Regions from separate parts of the Homo sapiens genome. Here region 1 is linked to region 2. Evidence: chromatin loops called from intact Hi-C (ENCODE). Cell type or tissue: dorsolateral prefrontal cortex. All regions are shown on one strand. Each heading gives the region's core, and the rest is flanking DNA. Links, peaks and the distances in the headings are about the cores only. Region 1 overlaps LOC124902439 (a long non-coding RNA gene). Region 2 overlaps LOC124902439 (a long non-coding RNA gene).

Region 1 (11,724 bases), core at 1,723-9,722, 100 kb after region 2:
AGATTGCATTTATTTTTAGTGTACAAAAGCTAAATCACAAAAAATTAAAATTTACAATTTGTAATAAAAGGCTACATTTTAGAAAATTCAACAATTGTATATAGCTTGAATTTCAGCAAAGTTGAAGCATTAAAGACTATCAAGTGAATTTAGTAGCATTAAATCCTGTATACTTAATAAGAAACAAATATGTTTAGAAGTCCATTATTGTTGCTTTGGACTTAAAAAGGAATAAAAAAATAATTAATATTTATTAAATGCCTGGAGACAGACAGCCTAGAGAAAGACAGCAGATTTATTTCTTACTTGCTTTCACTTCAAATCTTATTTCCCTGTAACAAAAGTTTCCTCTCATCAAGTCTTTTTGGTTGAATCCTAGAGGATCAGATTAATCTGTTCCATATTGAATAATTTCTATTCCAATGCATGATACTACACTAGCGATTACCTGGAGCAAGATAAAAAAAAATCAGGTATAAAAGAAATCGATTCCTATTTTAGTAAATTTATTGTTCAGGATATTAATTTTATATCTGGAAATGGATCTGGATCACTATGAATTTCAAACATAGGTGTGAAATTAGAAAGTATACATTTATAGTAGGAATTGAGAAGGACCCCACATATACACATCAAACTATTTTTTTCCAGTTTTATTGAGATACCGCTGACAAATGAATATTGTATCTATTTAAGGTGTACAAAGTGATGTTTTGATATACACATACATTGTGAAGTGATTGCCACAATCAAGCTTATTAGTATACTCATCACCTCACATAGTTAGCATTTGTGCATGTGTAGTGAAAAAACTTAAATGCTACTCTCTTAGCAAAGCCCTGGTATACAATACATTATTATTTAGTTACCATGTTGTACATTAGATCTCCAGAACTTACTTATCTTATAACTGAAATTTTGTACCCTTTGACCAAAATCCTCCATTTTCTTCACACCCCTGCTCCCAGCAACCACCTTTATACTCTGCCTATAAGTTTGAGCTCTTTAGAGTCCGTATATAAGTGAGACCATGCAGTATTTGTTTCTCTGTGTCTGGCTTATTGGATTTAGTGTAATGTTTTCCAAGTTCATCTATGTTGTGGCATATTTCTCTTTTAGCTCTGAAAATACTCCATTGTGTGTGTAGTTTTGTGTCACTTAACTATAGGAATATGTTCTGAGAAATGGAATGTTAGGCAATATCATCTTTATATGTACATTACAGAGTGTAATCACAACAACCTAAATGGTATAGCCTACTACACACATAGGCTACATTGTATAGCATATTGCTCCTTGGCTACGAACATATACAGCATGTTACTGTACTGAATACAGCAGAGAATTGTAACACAATGGTAAGTGTTCGTGTATCTACACATATTAAACATAGGATAGGTAAAGTAAAAATACAGTATAAAAGATTATAAATGGAACACCTGCATAAGGCACTTACCATGAATGGAGCTTGCAGGACCAGAAGTTGTGCTTGGTGAGTCAGTGAGTGAGTGCTCAGTGAATGTGGAGGCCTAGGACTTTACTATACACTACTGTAGACTTTATAGAAACTGTACACTTAGGCTACACCCAATTTTTTAATGTTATTTTTCTTCAATAATAAATTAACCTTAGGTTCTTGTAACTTGTTTACTTTATAAACTTTTTAATTTTTTGTAACTTTTTGAATCTTTTGTAATAACACATAGCTTAAAGCATACATTGTACAGCTGTACAAAAATATTGTTTTCTTTCTTTATATCCTTATTCTATAAGCTTCCTTCTATTTTTTTTTTTTTTTACTTTTTAAATTTTTTACTAAAAATGAAGACACAAACAATGAATCTAGGCCTACCCAGGGTCAGGGTCATCAACATTGCTGTCTTCTACCTCCATATCTTGTCCCACTGGGAGGTCTTCAGGGACACTAACACTCACGGAGCTGCCATTTCCTATGATCACAATGCCTTCTTCTGGGGAATACCTCCTGAAGGACCTGCCTAAAGCTGTTTTACAGTTTGTTTTTCATAAGTAGGAGTATATTCTAAAATAACAATAAAATTATACTATATTAAATTTATAAGCTAGTAACATAGTTGTTATTTTTATCAAGTACTATAATCTACAGGACCACTGTCATATATGCAGTCTGTTCTTGAATGAAACATCATTATATGGAGCATGACTGTATGTGTGTGTATATAAATGTATACACATACTGCATACACACACACATATATATATACACACACACATTTGTTTTTTTGTCCATTCATTTGTCGACAGACAGATTGTTTCTGTATTTTGGCTGCTATGAATGCGGCTGTAATGAACAAGGAAGCGCAGATCTCTTTGAGATACAGATTTCATTTTTTTTGAAGGGGGGATGCATACTCAGAATTGGGATTGCTAGATCATATGGTAGTTCTATTTTTAGTTTTCAAGGAACCTCAACAGTGTTCTTCATAATAGCTGTACCAATTTACAATTCCACCAACGTAATTGTTTGTGCTTACATACACACACATTTTTAAATTGTCAAAATTTTATTAAGTGAATAAGAAACTATGTTGAAGGCATGGATGGAGACATATTTGATGAAAGCCTATCTCAAACTCACCTGAGGAAAAAAGGCAATGTGTTCGCTGATGCAATTGATTGGATAGATCTCTCTCTTCTTGGTCAGTTCTTCTGTGGGTAGTGACCTGCACCAGGTTAAATTGTGTTCCTATTTAATTCATGTCCTCTTAGAACCTCAGAATGTGAACTTATTTGGAAACAGGGCCCTTGCAAATCTAATTAGTTAAGTTAGAGTGAGGTCATGCTAATTTAGAGTTTACCCTAAATCCAGTGACTAGGGTCATTATAAGAAGAGGAGAAGACATACAGAGATACCTAGACAAGATGACCATGTGAAGACAGAGGCAGAGGCAGAGGTTGAAATGATGCAGCTATAAGCCAAGGAAGACCAAGGATTGCTAGAAGCCTTCAGCAGCCAGGAAGTGGTAAGGAAGAATTCTTTCCTAGAGCCTTCAGAGGCCTCATGGCCCTACTGACACACTGCTTTTGGATTTCTAGTCCCCAGAGCTGTGAGATAATAAATCTCTTGTTTTAAGCCACCAAGTTTGTGGTAATTTGTGTGGCATCCCTAGGACCCTACGAAACAAATACACAATAATGTTTTGATAATAACAATAATGTTTTTATAGTAAACATTTTGAGCACAGTGGAAAATAGTTCCAGAGTGGCCACATATTGAGACAATGGATTATGATCCCATCTTTAACCACTCACTCTGTCCAAGAGCAGGAGTAATTCTGGTAGGGATTTGTTCCATATATGTTTCTCTGTCTCCCTTCTCTGCAGGGTAGGTTATATCCTCCTGCATAAATTGGCCTGACAGTAAAGTGGCCCTCCCTTTCTCAAGCCAGACTGGACCCAGCAATATGTATTTCCAAGAATATAATTATCCTCTAAGACAGGCTTAGACCTATCAAACCACGAGAAGTCCATACCTGGCAATAGTTAATACTGAATTTTTCTTCCCAGATTTCACTTCCATCTACTCAACAGTTAACACTTAGTAATACCTGGAGAGATCCATATGGAGATAGAGCTGTCTGACAGAACTTATCGCCTTCATGGAAGAAAGCAGCCAAATCCAAACCTTGGTCAATCAGAGGGAGACAGGAAATATAGATCTCAACTCTACTGCCCTCCCACCCTTTACTCTCATGCTTATGCCTTCCATTGTCCAAATCCACCTAGCATCAAGCAAGCACGTTGAGGCAGTCCATTAAAGTCAGGTGCCCACAGAGTACATAGTAGAGTAGAGAAAATGGGATTGCGAAGCTGGAGGGACAAATGGAAGGTACCCACCATAGTGGCAAAATAGCATAGGAAATAGCTGCTAGATATGGTATGAGACAGAAATGGTAAAGTTAAATGGAAGCTTGTGTCATCAGTGTGTTTATAATTTTAGATTAAGGAAATAAGATGAACTATAGATTCAGACTTTTTAGGCAAGTTGACCAAAGTATACTGAAGCCATCATATGATATTTTAATTGACTAGCCTACAAAGAAGTGAAATTGTACTCCACCTAAATCCTTCCTCTTCTGATGCCCTCACAAATTTAATTTCCAAGTGTTACTTTTGTTGTCGATCTATGGTCTTTCAAACAATCTGTATCTAGGAAGCTGCTAAATCCTGCATTACCTTAATTTAAATGCAAAGGGTGGGCGATTCAGAGATCAAAAATGAGCAACCAAAAATAAAAAAAGAAGGAAAAAAAAAAGCAACCAGCCAGGCTGATATGATTGATTGTGCTTATGCACATATCAAGAAGGCCAATTTACTCTCCCTGAAAAAGAACTTTTTTTAAAGTTCAAATGTCTCTGTAGCTAGTCCTGTGTACTATAGCCCCTGTGCACTGAGTCCAGCTGAGATGAGTGGTAGAGCTTTGTGCACCAGCTTTGTGAGAAAAAAGTCATGTTTCATATAGTCATTTTCATATTGCCATCAAAGAGGCAAACATCTAAGCAAGCAACTAAAGTTGTGTGGCAAAGATTTGACCAGGGCTGATCGGTCGTCTTTCTCCTTAGGGAACAGTAATGCCCTCTGTCTCCTTGGAGGGGTTCCCACTGCTTTTCACAGAGGAACAAGGGGCAGCTTTGTGAGAACAGCATTATATCCACGATCTCAGCTGAGTCAGGATGAGAAGAATAAAACAGATAACTTAGAATTGTTCAGCCAAAGAACTTCGCCTTAAGACAACAACGAAAGATGCCTTTAAGATTGAGAGTTTCAAATCAGACTCAAAGACCTCATTTATTGAATAAACATGTATTAAGAACATATTTTACCTGCTATACCTGAAACAGCATTAATTTAACCTGAAATTACCTGTATAAGTATTACACTACTTGAAATTTCAGCAAAGAGAGATTTCTTAAAAGCTAAACTATTCCTACAAAATTACTTAGGGTTTCCTCTAGACTTACATATCAATAAACTCAATTTTCTGTGTCATTTTAAGTTCAGAGATCGCATTGCTACTCTGGCTTCATGATGCAGTGATTATATATTTATTAAAGCGGTGCCTTGGATTACACCAAGAACGGTTTTTAATTGTACTCTAAACTGGAAAAAGAACTAAATTATCAATGAATTTCAACTAAACGGTTGATTTTTTAAAATCATGAAAAGGAAGTGCAGGAAAATTAGGATTAAAAAGGGGAAAATAAATAGATGTTAGAAGATTCTCTCACTTCTTTCATTCAAATTTTGGTCCTGAATCTTTAAAAAGTTGTTTATTTTACTTTTCAAAGGTAATTATTCAAATGCCACCTGAATTGTGAAATTATATATAGTCTTATACACAAAAAAAATACTTCTTTACAAGAATGTTTAATTTTACTGCACAAATATTCTTGTCTCATAAAAGTGTCCCCACAGCTACATCTACAGATGTGTTTAGGTATTTAAAACTTTAAGAATCAAAACTTAATTTCTTGTCTATTGTTTGTAATATACATTTGCCTAACAGCATTTTAAGCCCATTTCTATAAAACACTAATAAAAATTGGATTGCATTTCAAATTTTTTTAGCTGTTTCCCTCTTTGATGCATTTCTATTTCAGTTTGGAGAAGAATAGTTTCATAGCAAAATTGTTTAGGTTTAACCAAACATATTAATCAAATGACCAGCTCAAGAGTCTATATTCTGTATTTATTAAGTTATTTATTCAGGAAATACTTATTGAGGGATAAAACAGAAATCAAGACAAACAGGATGCCTCTGTTTGGGAAACATACAGTCTAGCCTGGTACTCCGGCAAATTAGAGGTCACCTATGTTAAAATAGTACCATGGGAAGAAATCACATTCAGAATTTGTGTAATTTACTAGCATTTATGAAGTCCCAAATTCTCATTTCCATCTTTAAGAGTGAATGTTAATAAGGAATGTAAATATAGAGAATCGGATCCAAAAGATCTGAAGACTTGGTATAAAAGCTAGAAACACCACAGCCCAGATACCATGAAGATCAGGCTGTCTTTTCCCACCTGCAAAATCAAAGGGGAAAAGGGTTTCTGCTCCTCTGCTCTGAACTCCATAAGGTTTAGCTCCTCTTAGCTCTTTGGTTGCAGAGCAGGTTCAACTTACTCCTTTTAGAGTTTTACCAAGGCAATGTGGACAGACATGGGTTTAACTTCCAGAACCACCACTTTCCTTGAGAAAGCTGCTTAATTTCTCTGCACTTTGGTCTTCTCATCAATAAAATAGAAATAATTTTTCCTATCTTATGAGGTTGACATAGAGGTTGAAAGTAATACACGTAAAGTCCCTCAAAGGAATGTATCTGGCCACCAAATAAAAGGGGGTGGGAGGTACATAATTAGTAGTAATGTTACAGGTAGTTAGTCATCAGCGGGGCAGGAGAGGGCTCTTCTCCCCAACCCACTAGAAATGTCTGGTGATGTTTAGGCAAATTATCACATTGCCTCTCTAAAAGTGATCAACTGGCAGCTGGCACCAGGGAGCGGCCATTTCCTGATGGTCCACACCTGTTAACATTAAAGTGTTAATTAAAGGCAGGGCCCAGAAAGAAGCAACTTCCTGGGCATGCACATTAAGAGACAAAATGGCAAAGTATGATCTTCCCGGTACACTCCACCAGAAAAAGGAAGAAAGCCTCAGACGGGCATGGGCATGCATGCAACTCCCTACACACACCGAGCGTGCTCAATTCCCAAGGGTAAGGAGAGCATCGTGCATGCAGAAAGCCCACCCTAAGGGAGGAATCATGGGAAAGAGGAGAGCCTATGAAGTCCCAGGATCAAGGTTAAAGGCCTCTCTTTTCTCTCTTTGACTTTCAGGCACTCACTTGGATTTCTTCCAAGGGTTCTTTCCTGCTCTAAAGCCTTTCTAATAAACTTTTACTCCTGCTTTGCAACTCACCTCGGTCTCTTTTTCTGCTTTATGCACCTCAGTCAAATTCTTTCTTCCGAGAAGGCAAGAATTTAAGTTGCTGCCGACTGGTACGAATCTGCCGCTGGTTACTCAGGGTGATTCGGGTCTCTGCCACCGGTAACAGTAACAGTAAGAGTAGCACCACAGTGACAGCTATGGTTCTGAACTAGTAGTACAAGGCGCTTTAGAGGTACAGAAACTTAGGACAGGGAGGTTAAGTGCCTTGCCTAAGAAGGAATGGTGGCAGAGTTAGCCTTAAATATGACATTCTTGAATCTAACCCCAGGCCTTCTCCCACAATATTATTATACTTTTCTTCTCTTAAACAACTGTGGTTCTAGAAACAATTTTTGATAAGCATTATTAGTAAAACAAACAGAACAACATTCAATGATTTCACCCATCTTAATAAACAATTTAAATCACCACATGCCCGGAAACACTCAGGCATTCATTAGACAGGAAAACAGAACTAGCAAAACATCAACTGCAAACAATTGATCTATTATTTATACAGAAACAACAGTACAGATTATTTAAAACCCCAGGTCTATCAAACAGTCTTTGAAATGTGGAAAAATAAAAAAACAAGAAAAAAAACTTCAGCAGGTCATTCTAAACTATTGGAACTGTAATGACATTGGTTTATTTCATGTAATGAGACTGCAGCATTATTAAAGGAAAACAGTTTCATTTTAGCAGTGCCATTACATTGCACTTTCTAGTTTTAGCAGCACTCAGTAAGAAAATGGCTAGTAATATCCATGCTGAGTATCCCCCCCAAATGTATTTAATTTGCATTAAGCAAAGAACACTATAGCAAATGCTAAGGAACCTTTCTCTCTGTCTTTTTCTTTCCCTTCCTACAGCCATCACCCAGGTTCCAACCCTCATTATCTTGCATTTCACTGTTAAAATAACCTTCTCTCTTGTCTCTTCCCCCTCATGATTCCCCTTCCAATCTACGCCCACACTCTCCTTTCAGGGGAATTGTCCTGAATCATTGCTCTGAATATGTCTCAGCGCTATGCACAGACTGCAGTGCCTCCCCAGACTCTAAACACCTGAACCTAAAATGTAAGGTTCATTGGATCTCCCCCAACCCAGGAGCAATAATTCCTACAAAAGCTTACATATCACAGCCCAAACAAATCTATTAGTTGCTTCTTAAATATACACTGAACATTCTCATTTCCACAATTTTAAAAACAGTTGTAGTTACCTCAACTGTTTCCACTCTAGGCCCATTTCTAAAATTAGAAATCTTGTGCCTGGGTGTCGTGGCTCACACCTATAATCCCAGCAGTTTGGGAGGCCAAAGCAGGAGGATCACATAAGCCCAGGAGTTCACGACCAGCCTAGGCAACATAGAGAGACTTCATCTCTACCATAAAGAAATAAATAAATAATTAATTTAAAAAAATTAGAAATCTTACACACCACCACAACATATTATCATTTAAACACAAGACCTAGCCAGGCACAGTGGCTCACGCTTGTAATCCCAGCACTTTGGGAGGCCGAGGCGGGCGGATCACGAGGTCAGAAGATCGAGATCATCCTGGCTAACACGGTGAAAACCCGTCTCTACTAAAAATACAAAAAAGTTAGCTGGGCATGGTGGCGGCACCTGTAGTCCCAGCTACTCAGGAGGCTGAGGCAGGAGAATGGCGTGAACCTGGGAGGCAGAGCTTGCAGTGACCCGCGATCACACCACTGCACTCCAGCCTGGGCCACAGAGCGAGACTCCATCTCAAAAAAAAAATAAAAATTAAAATTGAAAAATAAAAAATAAAAACACAAGACCTTAAGTTTTTGATAAGGAGATTATTAAATTATGGGATACCAGTCTATCTGGCAGCACATTGCTCAATTTTTCAAAATGTATTACAAAACTATTTAACAATAATATTAATGACACATTATTTTAGAATAATTTTTTAAATTGGACATGTAATACAGTTTACAATTATACAAAAATACATTTTCTATTCATATATAAGGGAAAGTTTTATTCAAAATAAATGTGTTTAAATGTTATCAGTGAGCTTTCCAAGATGATGGAATTATAGACAATGTTTTATTTTGTTCAGTATAAAGGTTTATGGTTTGTTTTCTTTTTTTTCAAATTTTCTATACCAACCACATACCATTAGCAATTTTATAATATAATTTAAAATTTCTCATTTTTTAAAGTCTGCTCACCTATTAATTCCACTCCAAATAATCCTGGCTTCCTAAAGCCTTTGGTTATGGCCAAACTAGATTAAACGTTTGAGGCATCAACATATTAAAACTTCACTCACCACTCTCCCTTGTGTATTTTGGACATCCATTAGAGAAGTATCTCATATAATGGCAGTTACAAGCTCAAATTATTTTTTAATAACCTGGTACTCTCCTACCTGCCAACCCCCTAAACTGATATTATCTTAAAAGTGATAATTTAATTCTAATCCCTTTAAAACACATTTCATTTAAAATAAGAAGAGTTCATCACTTTTGTTCCACTATACAGGCATAATTTAGAAACTGTGTTTTGACCATAAAGCTATGAAAATAATGTCCACTTATTAAAAGTTTTAAGTTCATAAGATGAAATCATTAATGTCTAAATGATAATGTGAGTGAAATACACAAATGAAAAAAACATCTCTTGGGTTCCTGTTATATATTATGCCATCCATTTCTCAATTACCCCTTGGATAATTAAAATCATCAATAAGTTGTTCTCTAATATTAGATAATAACCATGGCTGTAGTTCATAGTCCTGGAATAGATGTTGAAAATAGGACCTGATGCAATGTGTATTTATTTGCCTGTGATTCTAGTACCCCTTTCCTCGGAGCAAATACTTCTTTCAGGACCACAAATTAGTCTATTTGTTAAGTGATCATTATTTGTTCAGGCTAGGCAGTCAGCAGGCTAAAATTGTTTCTTTAGGGCTTACATGGCCTAATACTTCAAGCTACCATGCTTATTTGGGAGAAAAGTACTAGATTTATTATAAAATAATGTCTCCAATACATAATACTAATTTGTTTTTCCAATTTTCATGAATACCACAGCTGTAGAGTGTCAATGCCATTACCTTCTTCTTCTAAACCTGAGTATTTCAAGAAGCTCTAGTTTTGTATTGGAAGAGGAATACAGAATATCTGATATTATGCCCAAATTTCATTTATCTTTCTACAAAGATACATAGAAGAGGGAGGATGGTGGTCAGGAGGGCATTAATATTAAACATATTCTATGTACCAGGTACTTAACATAATTTAGTTCATCTAATTGTCATTTAATTATCATAAACAAGCCCATGAATAATGCATTTTTATTTCTATTTTGTATCTAAAGAAACCAAGTCTGTGAGAGGTTAAATAAATGTGCTAGATCGCATAAATAGAGACTGACAGCCAGGATTTAATCTCTAAAGCTAATGTTTTTGCCAGCATAGTGTAATAATGTTTTGATTTGTCAAGGAAGGAGATGAAAGAGGGAGAGGAGAGACAGAGGGAGAGACAGAGACAGAGAGCAATATCTAACATCACTTTTTGGATATCTATTGGATACCTCGAATTAACATATCTGAAAGAAAGCTTTTGATTTCACCCTTCTCCATCAAAAAGCCTTTTCCCTCCATCTTTACCACCTCTGTTAACATTAACACCCACCACTCAATTGGTCAGGCCAGCAACCAAGGGGCTGATGTTGATTTCTTCGTTTCCTCACATACTGCCCATTGAATCCATAAAAAATTTGTCAACTCCACCTCCAGATCTTTATAATGTCTTTGGATAGTTCTTAAACGTTGTTATACATGTGATTTTTAAAAAATCTGTTAGTGTTATTTAAAAGCAAGCTGATTTTCCAATTAGTAATTTAATACTGTAATAATTGAGACATCTGTCTACATAGAGACAGCTTAGGTCCCAACAGAGCCTCAGCAGACTGGAGGTTAAACTCCCTTACCATCTTATAAAAAGTACAGTAATAGAACCTCTGCTTCTGCTTTCTGTGCTGAGATAAGAAGCCACTTTGTGAGAAGACCTTAGAAGGTGGTCCAAATAGAAGAGCTAGAGGAAAACAGTGATTGGACCCTAAAGAGGCAGTCAAAGTCCAAAAGGCATAGGAAAAAGGTTCAGGAAACATCTGGCCTCATACCAAGAAGAGAAGCTACAATGAGAAAGCAGTGGCTTTTCCTATTGTGCCCATATAAGTGTAATGTTGCAAATACAGGAAGGAGGGAGGGTCTTTAATGAATAAGTGATAACTGAAAACAAGGTGCAAATTCTAGATGGAGACTAGTGCTGTGGACTGTATAATTTATCACTTAGCTTCTGTATATCCTAAGACAAGCTTGTGTATAAATAAGTCCTGATATATTGGGAAAAGAAAATTCACTCAACCACAATGCGCACGTGTGTGTGTGCAGCTGAAATATACTGGTTTGGGTATGTATTTGTATGTATTAAGAAATTATATTTATTATTAAATATACAATGTTAAATATATATCACTACGGACTATGAAAATAAATTTTCCTCTTCTTTTTAGGTCTTTAAAGCCCAACTCAAAATATAACTCAAAAGTTAATTTCTGCCCACCCTGGCTTGGTACAGCATGTCTTTATGCCTCTGTTGTAATAATTACCATGCTGTATTAGAATTATTTGCTACAGGCTTTTCTCCCTCACTAAAATTTTAGCATTTGATGGGAGGAATTTGCAGGACCTAGCAAATTGCTTGCTTTAC
Region 2 (11,724 bases), core at 2,138-10,137:
ATTGTCAGCGACTTCTTCCAAACTCCTCTGAATGTTCACTAAAACCTTCTCCATATCAGCAATAAGGCTGTATTGCTTTCTAATCATTTGTATGTTCACTCGAGTAGCGCTTCTAATTTCCTTCAAGAACTTTCCCTTTGCATTCGAAACTTGGCTGTTTGGTACAAGAGACTTAGCTTTCAGTCTGTCTTAGTTCCACACAAAACTTAATCATTTCAAGCTTTTGATTTAAAGTGAGAGGCGCCTAGCTTTTTTTTTTTTTTCACTTGAACTCTTAAATGCCATTGTAGGGTTATTAATTCACCTAATTTCAACATTGTTGTGTCTCAGGGAATATGGAGGCCCAAGGAGAGGGACAATTATGGGGGTACTGAAAAGTGGAGCAGTAAGAACACATGCAACATTTGGCCAGGCACGGTGGTTCACGCCTGGGTGGGAGGCTGAGGTGGATGGATCACTTGAAGTCAGGAATTCGAGACCAGTCTGGCCAATATGGTGAAACCCTGTCTCTACTAAAAATATGAAAAAATTAGCTAGGTGTGCTGGCACACACCTGTAATCCCACCTACTCAGGAGGCTGAGGCAGGAGAATCAGTTGAACCAGGGAGGTGGAGGTTGCAGTAAACTGAGATCATGCCACTGTACCCCAGGAGTCTGGGCAACAGAGCAAGACTCTGCCTCAAAACAACAAACAAACAAACAAAAAAACCGACCACATACAACATTCATCAATTACGTTTGCCATCTTATATGGGCATGGTTCATAGCACCCCAAAACAGTTACAAGTGTAATATGAAAGATCACCATAACAGATATAACAATAATGAAAAAGTTTACATTATTGTGAGAATTATCACAATGTCACACAGAGACACAAAGTGAGCACGTACTGCTGGAAAAACGGTGATGATAGACATGCCTGACTTAGGGTTTCCGCGAACCCACAATTTGTGGAAAAAAAAAAAAAGAAAAGAACAAAAAAAGCCGTGCATGATGGCTCACGACTGTAATCCCAGCACTTTGGGAGGCCAAGGCGGGTGAATCACCTGAGGTTAGGAGTTCGAGACCAGCCTGCCCAACATGACAAAACCCCATCTCTACTAAAAACACAAAAATTAGCTGAGTGTGGTGGCACGTGCCTGTAATCCCAGCTACTTGGGAGGCTGAGGCAGGAGAATCACTTGAACCCAGGAGGCGGAGGTTCCAGTGAGCCGAGATCGTGCCATTGCACTCCAGCCTGGGCAACAAGAGTGAAACTCCACCTCAGAAAAAAAAAAAAAAAAACCCTTAATATCTGTGAAGCACAATAAAGTGGCACAGAATAAAACAAGATATGCCTATAATACTCGTGTAATAAATGATTTCTAGTTACAAATAAAATTGTGAAAAAATGCTGAATTTTCAGTTTGTCAAACATATTTCACTCCAGACCTTTGTTGATATTGTTTCCTTTTCTCAAACACTTTTCTCTGTCATTCTTTGGCGATCTACTTCTTTAGATGACATACTTCCCAAGAAATTTTACCTGAAACACCAGTTTGTTTTAGCTGAGCACGTATTTTAGTTTCATTTAATTGAGTGTATGTTTTTTCATTAAAACCCAAAATTTGCTCAATTATGTGTCTCAATACTCTCAAAACAGTTAAGCTTGATTTACCTGTTTTACTTTCAGTATGTAACATTTACTATTCCTTTAGTAAATGCTTAGTATTTAATAAATATTTAGTAAGAAATATTTGTTGAATAGATGAATGGCATAAATTTATTGTTTAATCAAAGAAAAAGAGAGTATCAATAGACAGGATAGATTATCAATCAGAAAATCCTCCATATATATTATTGCTCACCAGCCAGATTGTGATACATATTAACTGGCAAGAAATTGCAAGTTACACTCTCTGGAAGTTCAAATAAAGAAGTTATTCTATTTTGCAATTGAAGTCCAAACTTCTGTGTTTTAACAATCTATATTCTCAAAGGAAGAATTAATAAGGTCTTATAAAAGATGGAGCTTTACACATGCCTAACTAGAAGGTCACCCAGTACGGCATAACATAGTTATCTATCTTTTTTCAGACCTGTTTTGTCATGTTTATTACTCACTTGCATCTTTTCATTCAATTAATTCATAAAAATTCTCTCTATATTATGCTATATTTACTTTTTGACATATAAATTGGTTATGTTTTCTCAGTTTGCGATTTCAAATGGAAATGTATTAAATTGGCTTTTAAAAAATCTCCAGCTATACAAGGACATATGAAAAGGAAAAAAAAAAGGAACATGCTTTTATATATTGACTGGTTTCATATTAACAAGTGTTTACAAATATATATATATATTTTGAGACAGAGTCTCGCTCTGTTGCCCAGGCCGGAGTGCAGTGGCACAATCCCGGCTCACTGTAAGTTCCGCCTCCCGGGTTCACGCCATTCTCCTGCCTCAGCCTCCCGAGTAGCTGGGACTACAGGCGCCCACCACCACGCCGGGCTAATTGTTTGTATTTTTAGTAGAGACGGGGTTTCACTGTGTTAGCCAGGATGGTCTCGATCTCCTGACCTCGTGATCCACCCGCCTCGGCCTCCCAAAGTGCTGGGATTACAGGCGTGAGCCACCACGCCCGGCCTACAAATATACTTTTTAAGCAAATACTATGTGCCAGGCATTGGAGATGAAATGACAGGGGAGATGATAGAATTTCTATGCCCATGAAACCTGTCTTCTGAAAAAAAGAAAAATTCATTGATTTAAAATACATTTCTCAAAATACTTTTTTGTGCTTTTATTATGCTCGGAAGGATAATCTTGCATCTACTTGGGTGACGAATATGTCTTTAGTATTTAGAATGCATTTAAAATATATAAAAATAAGAAACTATGCAATGCATGAATTGTGGACTTATCAATATTGTTCTTAACCGTCCATATGAACATGCGGATCTTAAATGAAATATAAGTTCTCATAAATATAATCAACTGTTAAAGTTGATTACGTAGCTTGAACAACTTAAAATAATTCTGTTCACAGTGAGACCTTTGATTATTCTTACAGGATATTTCTGATTCCTGATTTCCTAGTGTTCTTACAGGATATTTCTGATTCCTGATTTCCTAGTGTTCCACTAGGAAAGAATCAAAGAGTTAATGTTCACAGTTTGTATTCACAGACTACTCAATATAGATTTGTAAAAGGAAGTAGGCATATCTTTAATTAAGAGAAAAATGGAAAGAGTAGGAGGAACTAAAATGTGCTCAACTTCAATAACATAATTGGGAAATAGTTATTTCAAACACAGTTTATCTTTTGAAAGCTAACAAACCATCAGCATCTTGATTGCATAAGCAATTCTGTAACTGTTTTAAGCAGATACATTGAAAAAAAGAAAAAAATTAATTTCAGTCACACAATAAGACTCATCATTTTTCCAAAAAGGAGCACCTTCTACAATATAGCTCTTTGTACATTGTGTTAGTAACAGAAATGTATGAGCAAATGCCAAATTCCTGTCTTCAGAAGCCATCAGGAGATTTGGATAAAGAACTTCTTACCATGTTAAGATTTCATTCTTTTTCATCTTTCAACCTTTTACCAGCATTCTGTATCCACATCCATACACATCAATATACACACAGATATGCACAAGTGGCAATAGAACACATCTCTATATTTAGTTATTTATCCTTCAATATTAATATGGTGTTTCGATTTTTGAGCAGCAAATACAAATATTTAAAAGGTAGTTTTGAAATATTTTATCTTTTCTATCGTATATAGGTGAAAGGAATAGGATATGGCGAGCTGTCCACGTTTCTCTAATCCAGGTTAATATCTTTAAAACAAGGCTTGCATGCTTAGAATTCTGCAGCAGACAGGATACCAGGTAGAGTGATTTTAGGTCTCAGTAGAGAATGATGCAAACTCTGGGAAACTAGTCAGTGAGAGTCCCACCAAAAAGCAGTTGGTCCCCCGCTTCAGCTGATTTTCACTAAATATAAGTTGAAAGTTGCCATATTTTTAAAAATCTAGATATGTGTGCAAAATCTTCATATGTTTAAAACACTGTAAACATACATGTTTACAAATAAACACACATGTATCCTACCTGACCCAAATTCACCACATCTACTTTCAAGTAAATCATGAAATGGGCATGTCGGGTTCAAATTGAGTCTCTTGATCTTGTGTTTTACTCTACTTCGAACTTCTTAAAATGAAAAGTATAACCGTACCTTTTTAGTATAACTAATCAAAGTGCTTTCATATAAAATATCTCATTAGAATTCTGTGAAATTTGATAGATATGTTATAATTAATAATAATCTAAAATGAGTAAAACAGCAAATTAAAATGATAGTTATAGTACATTAAATATAAATAGGATCATGGAAATGATATAGCCAAACCTTCCAATTTGCAAATGAGGAAACTCTAGCTGGAGATAGTGACATATTAATTTTCATGTTTTAATAGGGGAATAATAAAATATATTTTATATACTGAGTAACAAATGTCAAAGTTATGGCAACCAAGAGAATCTTTTGAAATGAAAATGTATTGTAGTTATTCTTCAGGGCTAGTAGGGAATTCACTGGAAAGGCATAGTTCAAAGTGTGTTTGCTTGTTCATTTGTTTGTCTGATCAATTTTAAACCCTCAGTCTTTCACACGGCTGCAGGGAAGTTACATGACCTAGAGGAATTAAACCACTGATTTCCAATTTTCTGGAACCTCTACCTGCTCTCAGGGCTAATTTCACAGGAAATAATTGAACTAATATTTGACCATTTCTGAGATAAAGGAAAATTTGTGGGAAATGAGCACCAAGTACAAATAAAATCCAATTTAGCAAAAGGAAAGAATCCTTGATAATTAAGGAGACACAATTATCTACATACCAATGATACAGTGACACTTAGACACAATTATCTATGTACCTATGACACAATTACACTTAATGCCACCAAATTATACACTTAAAAATTATTAAAAATACACTTAGCTGCATTTCAGCACAAGTTTACCTATGATCTTTAGACAGTCTTCTATAAGATATATATATTATTCATGTTTTAAATAATACTATGTGCAAATAAAATTTTCACTTTGTATCAGATTATGATGTAGTTAATATTTTTCCCACGTCTTTTTATGGTATATCATTTCCCCCACGTGTCTTTTTATGCTATATAACCAAGGGATTTCTAGTGTAATCTCTTAATTTTAAAGTTAAAATAAACAAACAAACACACTTGAAGGCCAGAGGTCATGGACTTTTGAAGACAAGAGTAGAACCAGTGGTTTTACTTTATTTTAATTTTTTTTTAATTGGCAGGTGCAATTGTATGGGTTTATAGTTTCCCAAGTATCCTAAAAGCAAACTTAGTTTTCTTCCCTTGACAACCAAGCTGCCTCTCCTGAGCAAGGATCTGTTAATGCTTTAAAGCTTAAAACATGACTTTCCTAATGTGATCTCATTTTCTTTCCTTGGACTACAGTTTAGAATGGAGCTAAATAGAACTATTTCCATCTAAAACAGTTTCTATTTGTTCCCAAATATTTTAGTTCAATTCATTTTTTTCACAAATAACAAGAGAAGTATAACTAATTCAATTAAGCAGCCTATAATTTAAGCACTTTGAGAGGCCAAGGAGGGAGGATCACTTGAAGCCAGGAGTTTGAGGTTACAGTGAGCTATGATCATGCCACTTCACACCAGCCTGAATGACAGAGCAAGATCCTTTCTTTAAATAAACAAATAAATTTTAAAAAAATCATTTAAACAAATATCAAGAAACTGTAAAGAGGAAGAGTAAGATACAATCTTTGGCCCCAAGGAGTTCACAATCAAAAGGAAATTAAATACCTGATTAAATGAATAATATGTAGCAGTACGAAAGCTGTAGCAAGAAAACAGAGAGGGCAAAGTAGTTAAATCACCCTAGGTGAAGAAAAGGAGTTTTAAATGTATCAAGTAAACCAAGGAATTTGACAGTGACATCAGCAAAGTGGAAGCATGGGCTGCTCCAATTTCTCGTTCCCCATAGAAACAATGAAAAACAAGCAGAAACTGTTGGAACCAAATGATAACAAAGCATTGTGTTGTACGTACCCTCTCCCCAACCATTCCCTAGCACAGCAGTGCTCCATCTCATGAGAATGTAAGATAATGCAACCATTGTGGAAAATAGTTGGGCGGTTCATCAGAAACCTAAACATAAAATTACCCTATGCCCCAGAAACTCCACTCCTATTTATATACCCAAAACATTGAAAGCAGGGGCTCAAATAGATAATTGTATGCTAATGTTCACTGTACAGAGTTAAACAGAGTTAATCTCTATTAATCATTTTGCATGTCCAAAAGCATTTTATTTTTTAAAATCCCATTTGTAACAATACTTCAGTGACACATAAAAAATTCTGGGCAGTGTCTCCCCACATGAGGCAAGGGGAAAAAAGTTTATTTAATGCCCTAGCTCTGTTTAAATTCCTTGTTTATAGTATAATTATACTCCATGTTAAAGCACAAGTGATAATTTTACTATCATCATTTTTCTGTAAGCTACCCACTGATGATCAGTGAACACAATATCACAGTTTATTGTAGACTTGAAGCTCAGTAAAGCTTTTCATTCAATCAAATGCTGTTGGGCTATGTGCTGATCTCTAACTCCAGCCCCAGTGAATGCCAGGTATTTATCTTACTCTGTTGTACTCTAATGTATACCTCTCACATGAATTTAGAATACAAGTTGATTTGCAATCTCAATTTTGTACAGAAATATTATTCCTACTCTCATGTAAAAGTAGAGAGATGTACTATTGGTGACACAGAATTGTGATCTATATAGAACAAAGACACTAAATGCCAGGATCAAAATAATTCATTTTGTTTGGCTTTATAGTTTTATGCAGCAAAATTTATTAAAAGTACACACACACACACACACACACACAGTCACAGGCCATTAGTGTTTCTTGATTAAAGGATCTTGAATATTTTTGAACAAAATTTATTATCAAGATTATCACTCTGCTTTTTGTCCCTCCTACATGAGCTTTTCTAATTTGCCTAGGAAAAATTTCACTGGTAAAATTTCTGAGGGAAAATAAAGTTTTCACTGGATCTGTGCTCTAAGTTATGATACTCCGTGTTCTGTCTTCACTCTCCTCAGCCATGATTCCAGCTGCAAATTCTTGCACTTTGAGCCACATATGCTGTTAAATTTCATTTTGAAGTTATTGTAAATTAAGAGATTCTTATGGAATAATTTCCTCTTACTTAAATGGAACAGAACATAAATATCAGGAATGAGAGAAGGGACACCACTATAGATTCTATGAATCTTAAAAGGGTAACATGAAAATATTATAAGCAAATTTATGCCAATAAATTTGATAGCTTAGATGAAATAAACAAATTCCTCAAAAGCCGCAAACTACCAAAGCTCATTCAGGAAGAAAAAGATAACCCGAATAGCCCAATATTTATTAAATAAATTGTAGTTGTAGTTTAAACAGTTGTTCACAGAGAAAATTCTAACTTCAGATGGTTTTTGAGGGGGATTTATATAAATAGTTATGGAAGAAATAATTCAATTGCTTCCCCAAAATTGAAAAGAGAAAGAGTACTTCCCAAGTTATTCTATGCGGTTACCATTATAACCCTGATACCAAAGGCAAACAAAGGTATTATAAGAAAATAAAACTATAGCACGATGTCCCTCATTAACTAGGATATAAAAATTGCAACAAAATTTTAGCAAATTAAATTCAACAACATATAAACAAGATAATATATCATGGCCAATATATATACAAGGATGTGATGTAAACCAAGAATGTAAGGTTGATTTAAGATTTGAAAACTTGCCAATATTACTCTCTACCTTGACAGACTAAAAAACTTTTTAAAAATATGATCATCTCTATAGATGTAGAAAAGTACTTAACATAACCCAACATCCATTTCTTAAAAATGTCCTACAAAGTAAAAATAGAAAAAAATTTCCTTCACCTAATAATAAAAAAATCATTCACAAAACACCTATAACAAGCATGACATAGCAAACTTTACTCAATATTAAAGTTTTCCCAAGTGTCTTTGATCTGGATGATGTAATTTCTGATATATTTAGCCTATCAAATAAATATACACAGCCACAGAAACTAATTGGGAGTTTGGCATAATATCCTGCACAGACTACTAAAAGTAAAATGCAATTTCCACATTTTCATGTACCTAATGCTATAACTGAATACTTCTATTAGGATCATTTTAAATTAAAAATTCTGTGTATGAAAAAAGCATGTAACAAAGTAAATGATCAAATATGGCTTGAGGGCTAGAACATATAAAGACTTAAAATCAAAAAGGAAAACAGAAGCAATCCATTAGATAAATGAGCCACAACAAACACAGGCTTTTCATAGAGGATGAAGAAATAACCAATAAAAAGTGAATAGAGACTCAAACTAGGCAGAAGTTAGAAAAACGGAAACAAAACCAAAATGTATTGTTTTATACGCATGAGATTTCAAAGGAAAGTTAACAAATTCTCCCATTATTCAGAAGTAAATACACTGAACTTAGTTATCAAATCAGCATGGATATATCTCAGAAATGCAATGTTGAGCAAAAAAGTAATTCTCAGAAAAAAAAACACAGATAAAAATAAAAATATAAAAACAAATAATATAGCTTATTATGAATGTTACATATAGTAAAACTAAAATGAAGTGAAATATGAGGACTATAAAAGGATTATGTCAATAATCTCTATGAGGGAAAATGGAAGGGTTCATAGCAGGTTTGAAGCTAATAATGTTTATTTTCTAATGGCAATGGAAGAACTCAAGTGCACATTGTATTATTCTTTGTACCTTTGATAAATTACTTTTATGTTAAAAATAAAGGCCCTATTGTTAAACACGCACACCACACACGCTAATTTCTTTCTATTTTCTTTCTTTTTTTTTTTTTTTTTTTTTGAGATGGAGTCTCACCCAGGCTGGAGCGCAGCGGCGTGTTCTCGGTTCACTGTGATCTCCATCTCCTGGGTTCAAGCGATTCTCCTGCCTCAGCCTCAGAGTAGCTGGGACTACAGGTGCATCACCATGCCCAGCTAATTTTTGTATATTCAGTGCAGACCGGGTTTCACTATGTTGGCCAGCCTAGTCTGGGACTTCTGACCTCAAATGATCCGCCCACCTTGGCTTCCCAAAGTGCTGGGATTACAGGTGCGAGCCGCCACGCCCAGCCCCTAAATTTCAACATTTGTCCCTTACTGCTTGATGGATTGATGGACTGCAGGAATTTCTGTCTATAAGCAAAACTATTCTACTATTTATGCTTGAATGTCAAAAAAATAAACACGCATGTAAATGAGCTCTTTGCACTTGATATAAACAGTAAAATCTGATACTTCTCAGAGATTTTATTAAAAAGTAAAAATATGCCTTAAAATTAAACATATGCCTTTTCGTTGTAAATAATACTTTCTAATTACCAGAAGTAATAGTTTGATCATCTGCAAGTTCAACTTAAATCACCAAGCCTTATTTCTAGAATATAGGGAGCAATTGCTGTGTTTCTCTATGTAACATCACTGGGTGCCTTTCTCCAATCTGGAGAATTACCTTGACAACCAAATCACTGACTCACAGTCAGTGCCGCAATTTATCCCTAACCTCAATGTCACACCAAAAATTGTTTTGCCTACAATAATAAGGATTACTCTTTAATTAAAACTGTAACCCTTTACTCCTTTCCAATTGTCTTAAGAGCATTTCATTTATCATGAGCAATTTATAACACAGTAGTTTTTAAATAATTGCAAATGGTTTAATGGAGTACTTCCCTCAAATATGTTTTAAAAATTAAATATTAGTAGAACTTGACCTTACCCTGCAGCACATTGGGGTACGTTAATTTGCAAACAAATAGCTTTATTTCTGTTGACTGAATATAGTTAACCTCCACAAATTTAAAACATTAGCTTAAAAAATTCATCATAACTCTTTATATTCAAATCTATTTATAATCAATACACACTATTTTTGTCTGAGTCAGCTTTATAAATTTCCTATTTCTTAAACAGCCACAACTATTGAAAGAAAAATAAAAATAAGTTACATTATTTGAGTGTATATGATGAAAATGCCAGCACAGTTTTAATAGAAAATGCATTCAAATAATCATGGCCAAAGGCAATAAAATGACTTACTATTCTTTGTATGTGGCTGCAGAATCATTTTTTAAAGAGAGTTTTAATTTGTAAATCAAGTATTACAGAGTCTGAACATTAGATTGGATCCAAAAAGATAAATCATTTTATATAAAGATTACATTGTTGTGTGCCAAACATATTTCATCTGTTTTCTCCAAAATACCTGTCTAAACATTCATTTGTAACTATCATCATAGTTAATATATGTAAATATATAAATATGAAATTCTGCTGCTGCCCAAATACAACTTCTGTTAGTATTAGTAGGAATAGCACAGCCTAGGTAAAACGTAATATCCTCATTATTGTGAAAGTTAACTTCTGTTTTCCAAACTACTTTAGGAAACAGATTTATAATACAACCTACTACTGATGACTGATGGTTTTATTTAAAAAAAAACCCTAAAATCTGTCAGAATAAAAGACAAAAATCCTTCATTTCAAAATCTCAGTTTTATTGCATACAACTGAAGATATTACTTCCTGAGCAGCTATTCTTAAAACATGCACCTTTTTCTTAATCCTAAAAATAACTACTTAAGTATGAAAAATTGCAGCAGGTTGTTGGAAAGAACCTCTTCCGTGACGCATTTCATCAATTCAGAGTATAAAATCATTCTCTTCTTAAAAGTACACAATTATTTTTTCACACATTAGAAAATTCAGAATGGTGTTTTTCATGATTACAAAAATTAATTTTATAACCAACTGGGTTAATATTAGGAAAACCAAAAAACATTCTGATACAAGATAAGCTTCTTTTATGATAATCTAGTGTTTACAGGTCAAATGTGTTGAATGTAGCCAAATGAAATTAATATGAAGATTGTCATGGAGTGGGTTAGCTTGTTAGGAAGCTGCTCACTAAGGAATGAGAACACATCTATTTTAAATGCATATTTCTTCCTGATGTACTAGGACTCTCAAAATAGTTCTGTGGCCAGCACTTGCTCTGTTTCTTCTCTCTTTTCATCATACTTGTTTTTCCCCCTAAATCTATGCACAAAAATAACATACACCAAACAGGATAGAGGGAAACAATATTTTCCATTTTAGTCGAACCAGGATGATGAAGTTATCCAGAATAAAGAAGGCTTAAATGTAAATGGTTTTAAAGCTATCTTTTATAAGTGACTTTATATAATCTCATCTCTACTAGGACACCATCATAAAGGAAAATGTACAAGGAATAGAATAAAGCAATATTTGAATATTGCTCACATAGGAATGAATAATAAACTACCGGGGAGAAACTTAAAGAGCTAAAAAAGCATTGTTTATGAAAGAGAAAATAACTTAGAGGATACAATACTAAAAGAGCAAATGTAACACTGCATCTTAAGCACTGTGTTAGGTTTCTTCACCCAAACTCTTTCACTTAGTCCTAAAAATAGCCATGAAGTGAAGAGTTTAATCCCTTACTTATAAATAATGAAATTGGAGCTTTCAAGAAAAAGAATTACTTACCAAGATGGTTGAGTTATTGAAGGGCAG

The links. A loop is a pair of places that touch in the nucleus more often than their neighbours do. Peaks named below come from ENCODE experiments on the same cell type or tissue, not always from the same donor. Only the 100,000 strongest peaks of a DNase experiment are listed, where the experiment ranks them.
Region 1: it touches region 2 in a loop (9-fold over the local background); 2 of 110 quality-filtered maps call a loop at or near these places.

Annotation. Positions count from the first base shown.
Region 1 is chr10:64,531,026-64,542,749 of GRCh38, reverse strand. The region is part of intron 4 of LOC124902439 (a long non-coding RNA gene); the gene reads right to left. Among named protein-coding and RNA genes, the nearest start is that of LINC02671, 390 kb to the left of the region's middle. In dorsolateral prefrontal cortex, for the core only: CTCF peaks have their summits at 5,461, 7,224 and 7,453; a DNase peak (open chromatin) is centred at 4,609; H3K4me3 peaks cover 627 bases; H3K27ac peaks cover 5,285 bases.
Region 2 is chr10:64,631,058-64,642,781 of GRCh38, reverse strand. All of the region lies in intron 4 of LOC124902439 (a long non-coding RNA gene), which reads right to left. Among named protein-coding and RNA genes, the nearest start is that of LINC02671, 290 kb to the left of the region's middle. In dorsolateral prefrontal cortex, for the core only: no CTCF peak of the experiment used is centred there; a DNase peak (open chromatin) is centred at 6,091; H3K4me3 peaks cover 928 bases; H3K27ac peaks cover 6,066 bases.